Linked DNA regions of Homo sapiens: region 1 is linked to region 2. A link is an interaction called in ENCODE POLR2A ChIA-PET data of the cell type or tissue named here. Cell type or tissue: PC-9. All regions are shown on one strand. Each heading gives the region's core, and the rest is flanking DNA. Links, peaks and the distances in the headings are about the cores only. Region 1 holds the start of LOC105370564 (a long non-coding RNA gene). Region 2 has its middle 18 kb from the start of LTBP2.

The links. ChIA-PET counts read pairs that join two places held together with the same protein. Peaks named below come from ENCODE experiments on the same cell type or tissue, not always from the same donor. Only the 100,000 strongest peaks of a DNase experiment are listed, where the experiment ranks them.
Region 1: POLR2A ChIA-PET joins it to region 2 with 5 read pairs; 1 of 35 experiments calls an interaction of 5 or more read pairs at or near these places.

The regions. Positions count from the first base shown.
Region 1 is chr14:74,216,361-74,219,262 of GRCh38, reverse strand. It overlaps LOC105370564 (a long non-coding RNA gene), which reads left to right and starts at 1,499. Exons shown (of 3, transcript XR_944025.3): 1 at 1,499-1,683. In PC-9, for the core only: CTCF peaks have their summits at 1,231 (motif pointing left) and 1,435 (motif pointing left); a DNase peak (open chromatin) is centred at 1,422; H3K4me3 peaks cover 311 bases; H3K27me3 peaks cover 2,459 bases.
Region 2 is chr14:74,628,788-74,631,689 of GRCh38, reverse strand. No RefSeq gene overlaps it. Among named protein-coding and RNA genes, the nearest start is that of LTBP2, 18 kb to the right of the region's middle. RefSeq lists enhancers at 1-296, 297-946. In PC-9, for the core only: no CTCF peak of the experiment used is centred there; a DNase peak (open chromatin) is centred at 1,844.

The sequences.
Region 1 (2,902 bases), core at 277-2,776, 410 kb after region 2:
CCTTAGTTCCCACGTCTGCAAAACGCAGGTAATGACAGTATCTACCTCATAGAGTGCTGTGAAGCTTAAGTGCCTGGCACCTAAGGAAGAGACCAAGACAAGTACATGGTGGCTCTTATCACCCTTATAGGACAGTGTGTATCTTTCAGAATCTTCCTCTCTAACATCTGCCTTCTGGCCATGGAGCTTCCTTCTGGTAACACACAAAAGAAATCCACTTCCTTTGCATATCTGAAGACAGCTCTGTACCACTGATAATAACACTCCGGAGGCTTGTGTCTCATTGTGTCCTCCGTGTCTCATAGTGTCTCATTGTATCCTCGGAACGACTATAGAAATTGGGGGCGATTGCGTCCATTTTACAGATGAATATACTGTGGACCCAAGCTCTCTCCTGCCAATTCCTTCAACAAAAACGATAACAAGCCCCAGAAGCCTGCTTAGAAAGGAACACGAGGCTCAGAAAACCTGGATCCCAGCCGGAGGCTATTTTGGGAAGGTGCCTTGGGGACTGGCAGGCAGGGTCAGGGATGGCAGGGAAGGTGGGTGAGAGAGGTTGGACCTCCACCCTTCTTGGCTGTCCCTTTGGGGCCCCAAGAATCAGGCACGATGGGCATTCATGGGCACAGGTGGTCTGACAGAGCTTGAGGGGCAAGGTCTGCCTGTGCCTGGGGCTGGCATGGGCTGGCAGGGAGGCCCTTGGACCATTCCCAGAGGGAGACAGGGGATTAAGGGGGGTTAGGGAGGTGGTCCCAGAGGGTCCATGCAGAGTAATGGGATTAGCTCTTGGGCAGTGAGTGAAAGTTATTATCGTGTGGGGCCTCTGGCCTCCCACCCAAGGCTGCAGCTGTCACCCATCCTGGGAGGCACCAACAGCCCCCTCCACCCCCACCTTGGGGCAGGCTGGCACCTCTTCTCCCCACAGGCTTTTCTGCTGTGGTCATCTGCCTAGGGGCTGGCCGCCTAGCTTTAGCCTCCTGTCGGTCCTTGGCAGACTGGGCCACCCACACAGTATGCTCTAGACTTGCTCTGTGCCTCGGTTTCCCCTTGAACAGAAAGATACAAGAAGGTGCTTGAGATCCTCTGAGGCATGGGGGTTCGGAGCCAGGCCCCCTGGGTTTCCGGCTCTGCCACGCATTCGCTGTGTGACCCTAGGTACATCTGTCAGCCTCTCTGTGTCCTAATTGGTAAAATGGGGGCAGTAGCAGAGCAGCGTTAGGGTTTTCATAGCGGAGGGCTGGGTAGGGAGCATAGGGTCGGCCTGTTGGTGCTGGGCACCTCCTAGAGGTCGGGGCCGCGGAGGGCTGCGGGCCTAGGGCCTAATGACAAGAAGGGACCAGTCTTGTCGGAGCCTCGCAGCCCCTGCGAGGCGGGTGAAAGGCAGCGCCTGAGCGAAGCCGCAAGCGGGAGACTTCGGAGACGCTCCCGGCTCCCTCTAGCGGTGGCCGCGCGAGTGGCGCGGCGCGAGCGCGATCCCCTCGGGGTGGGAGGAGACCAGAGAGGCAGGTGGCGGTTGCCGGTCCGGGAATCTGGGCCAGTCCGCCTTCCTCCAAGGCATCAGAGGGGAGGGATTTCAAGGGTCCTCAAAGGTTCCCCTTCTTAAGCAATGCATAGCACCCATCCTAGGAGCGTCCGTCCGTTCACTTGTATGTCTGTCCGAATGGAAGTGCCTCCTTGGGCCAGGTGCGGTGGCTCACGCCTATAATCCCAGCACTTTGGGAGGCCAAGGCGGGCAGATCACTTGAGGTCAGGAGTTGGAGACCAGCCTGGCCAACATGGTGAAACCTCGTCTCTACTAAAAAACAAAAAATTAGCCAGGCGTGGTGGCGCATGCCTGTAATCCCAGCTACTTGAGAGGCTGAGGCAGGAGAATCGCTTGAATCGGGGAGGCAGAGGTTGCAATGAGCTGAGGTAGCACCACTGCACTCCAGCCTGAGTGACAGAGTGAGACTCAACTATAAACAAACAAACAAACAAACAAATAAATAAAGGGCCTCCTTGGAGGCCCAACACATCAGGGACATCTCATCCACCGCTTACTCCTCCCAAGCCCAGCAGAGCAGGGAGGGTGGCGGAGCATTTGCCCAGTGTGCACGGCTAATGCCATCCCGTCCACGTGATCAAGTGGTACCTGGAAGAACCTGACAAGGCAGCTCCAGACTAAGGACAAGTCAACCCCTTTTCTAGCCTGTTTCCTCATGGTGAACTGACAGGGTGGGACTAGGTCAGTAGTTCCACCTTTTCACTCGGAAGAGCCCCATCACCCCGTTTTTTAGAGACAGGGTCTTGCTTTGTCACCCAGGCTGGAGTACAGTGGTGCCTCCACAGCTCACTGCAGCCTCGACCTCCTGGGCTCAAGTGATCCTCCTGCCTTGGCCTCCCAAAGTGCTGTGATTACCGGCGTAAGCCACCGCACCCGGCCCAGGGAGGCACTTCCATTCGGACAGACATACAAGCTAATGGACAGACGCTCCTAGGTGTGAGCCACTGCACCCGGCCAACTTTTACGTAATTTTAAAGAGAAGAAAAAAGTTCACATTCATGCAGTGGAATACTGTGCTGCTATTCCACATTCAATCTCCAAGACAGTATTTATTTATTTTTTTTTAGACGGAGTTTCGCTTTTGTTGCCCAGGCTGGAGTGCAATGGCGCAATCTCGGCTCACTGCAACCTCCACCTCCCGGGTTCAAGCTATTCTCCTGCCTTAGCTTCCTGAGTAGCTGGGATTACAGGCATGTGCCACCACGCCAGGCTAATTTTGTATTTTTAGTAGAGATGGGGTTTCTCCATGTTGGTCAGGCTGGTCTCGAACTCCTGACCTCAGGTGATCCACCCGCCTTGGCCTCCCAAAGTGCTGGGATTACAGGCATGAGCCACTGCGCCCGGCTGACGGTATTATTT
Region 2 (2,902 bases), core at 286-2,785:
GGCTCCCAAAGTGACCCTCCTCCTGGGTCTCAGGACAGTCCACTGCAGAAGTCACCAGGCTCAGGCCTCCTTCCAGCCCTCGGCTCTCCCCTGCCAGGCCTAGCCAGATCTTCCCAGTCCCAGACAAGCCCTGCCTTAGTGTTTACAGTCTGTGAATACTTGTGGCCATTTCTGCTGCCCTGACGGGGCAGGATGGACTTGCCCATTCCGTCTGCCCTTTTAAGTCAGTCAACTGTCCAGCCTTTGGCTCAGTCCAGCTGTTCTCCTCAGGGCCGGTGCCTGCAGCTGACAACCCCCCTGGGGCCTCCTCCCTCCCCAGGGTTGGCAGGGTGCCTCTGTAGCCCCTTGGCTTTCTCTCCTCCATGCCGCAGTCCCTTGGCATCTTTCTAATCCCCTTTCCCCCAGGAGGTCTTGTTTCAGCCTCATCTGATCAGCCCTCACCTCCCAACCCCTTCTCCTGGCTGTTCCAGCCTCTAGCTTGAGATTCCAGGGGATGGGGAGGGGACAGGCCCTGTTTCCACCACGCTCGGTCTTTTCCCGTCCAGCTGGCATGGGGAGGATCTTCCCTTGCTGGCCTTCACACGCTGTGCCGTTTCCGTCTGCTTCCAGCTCATTAGTGCAGGTATGATGGGAGCCAGACTTGCCTCTTGCCCAACACTGACCTCACGGCTCCTGCTCAGCGACCCCTTCCCGTCCCCTGCCCCAGCTCCCAGTGCTTCCCACCCAGTCTGGAACACTTGGATACAGCACACAGTGTGCGGCCTCCTCCCTACACCTGGCCCCTCCACAGGTTCTCACTCTCTCTCTCAGATTTTCCCTGGCCTGGTTCTCTTTCAGGGTCTGGAAATGGGGAGGCCTTTCTGCCTGGGCAGCCTGTGGATCTAGCCAAACCTTCCTCAGCCAACCCCAAGCCAGGGTGAAAGTCCACTGGCAGGTTTTGTTGGGGCGAGCTAAGGAGGTAGTGAACTCCCAGGGCTGGACAGGACCCCCTCAAATCATCTTAGCCCTTCCAGTGTCTTCTGGGAAACATCACAACCATCCCGGATTGCTGAGCATTTACCAGTTTTCTTGGACAACTGACTTCCCCACTTCCCCTTACCTTTAATAAGAAGAAACGTCACATGAACCGTTTTTTGTTTTGTTTTGTTTTGTTTTGAGACAGGGTCTCACTCTGTTGCCCAGGCTGGGGTGCAGTAGTGCGATCTCAGCTCACTGCAACCTCTGCCTCCCCTGCTCAAGTGATCCCTACCACCTCAGCCTCCCGAATAGCTGGGACTACAGGGCATGCACCACCACGCTCGGCTAATTTTTTGTATTTTTGGTGGAGACAGGGTCTTGCTGTGTTGTAAAGGCTGGTCTCAAACTCCTGAGCTCAAGTGATCCACCTGCCTCAGCCTTCCAAAGTGCTGGGATTGTAGGTGTGAGCCACTGCACTTGGCCACGATCCTTTTTTAATGCGTAGAATCTCTTGCTGCCCTCACTCCCTGCACATACTCACCCACCCAGCCTGTGTTGCACTGACTTATTTTCCACTGCAGTTTTTGTCAACTCCCCTTTTCTTGTGCTCAGTGTGAAGAATACCGCTCACTGTCTTCTATATGGGACAAACAAGCAAATGAAGAAAACGCCTTGGTATAGGTGAAGATCTGACAGAGCCTGCCCTTGGCCTCCTTTTTCTTCAGGCTGAGGGGTTCCAAGGCCTTTCTTCTGGGGACATATAAACTGCCCATCCTGCTGCTCCTTCATGCCTTACCCTCTTGGTTTGCCCTTAGTTATCCCCACCTCTGTTAAGGACTCCGGCAGCTGAGCCTGTACCTCTAGCCCAGGTGGGCATTGAAATGCACATGTGGGTTGTGAAATCACCATAGTGAGTCACAACCAGCATTAAAAACAAAACAGGGCCAGGCGTGGTGGCTCACGTCTGTAATCCCAGCACTTTGGGAGGCCGAGGCAGGTGGATCACCTGAGGTCAGAAGTTCAAGACCAGCCTGGCCAACATGGTGAAAACCCGTCTCTACTAAAAATACAAAAATTAGCTGGGCATGGTCATGGGTGCCTGTAATCCCAGCTACTAGGGAGGCTGAGGCAGGAGAATTGCTTGAACCTGGGAGGCAGAAGTTGCAGTGAGCCGAGATGGTGCCATTGCACTCTAGCCTGGGCAACAAGAGCGAAACTCCATCTCAAAAAAAAAAGTAATTAGTATGAGTTGTGGTTAAAAGGTTTGAAAGCCACTGCTCCCAGCTGACATGTGCTGCTGGTACCATTTGGTGTGGAAGTGGGAACACAGTCATCTGTGAGCCTGATGGGCCCCAGTGTTTCCTTAGATTCAGGGCATGTGGAAGAAAAGACCAGAGAAGGCAAAACCTGGGACACTGTCTCCTGGAACCCAGGGGAGCAATATGGGCTATGGGATGGTTGTTTGTGGAATGGGGGCTGGGGGTGGAGGGGCTGCAGGTCAGATGGTCCCCGGAGTTCCTTTTGGCTCTGAGGTTCTGCTGAGGCCCACTTCACACTACCTTTACCTTTCCCCTCCCACATCCTGGGAGAGTAACCTGAGGTCCCTTGGTTCCAACTCCTCCTGCCACGAAATATAGTATTAGGAAGCAGTGTAGTTCTAATTCCTTGTCACATGGGATGCCCCCTGTGGCTGGGCATGCAGCAGTTCGGAGATCAAGATTGCCATCTGTACAATGGGAAGCATGTACTGTTGCTGTCACCTCCTCCTTCCTCCCCAGCTGGAGTTCTTGTACAGAGACAAGAAAGAAAGATGTTTGACTTGACTTCATGAGGCAGGCTCAAAGCATGCACTTGGCTCTTTTTCCTTCAGCTCTGTTACCTAGCCTGGTTGGCATTTTCCTTGCAGTTTTGGGGCAGTTTCCTCGTATTAATGAATGAGCAGAAT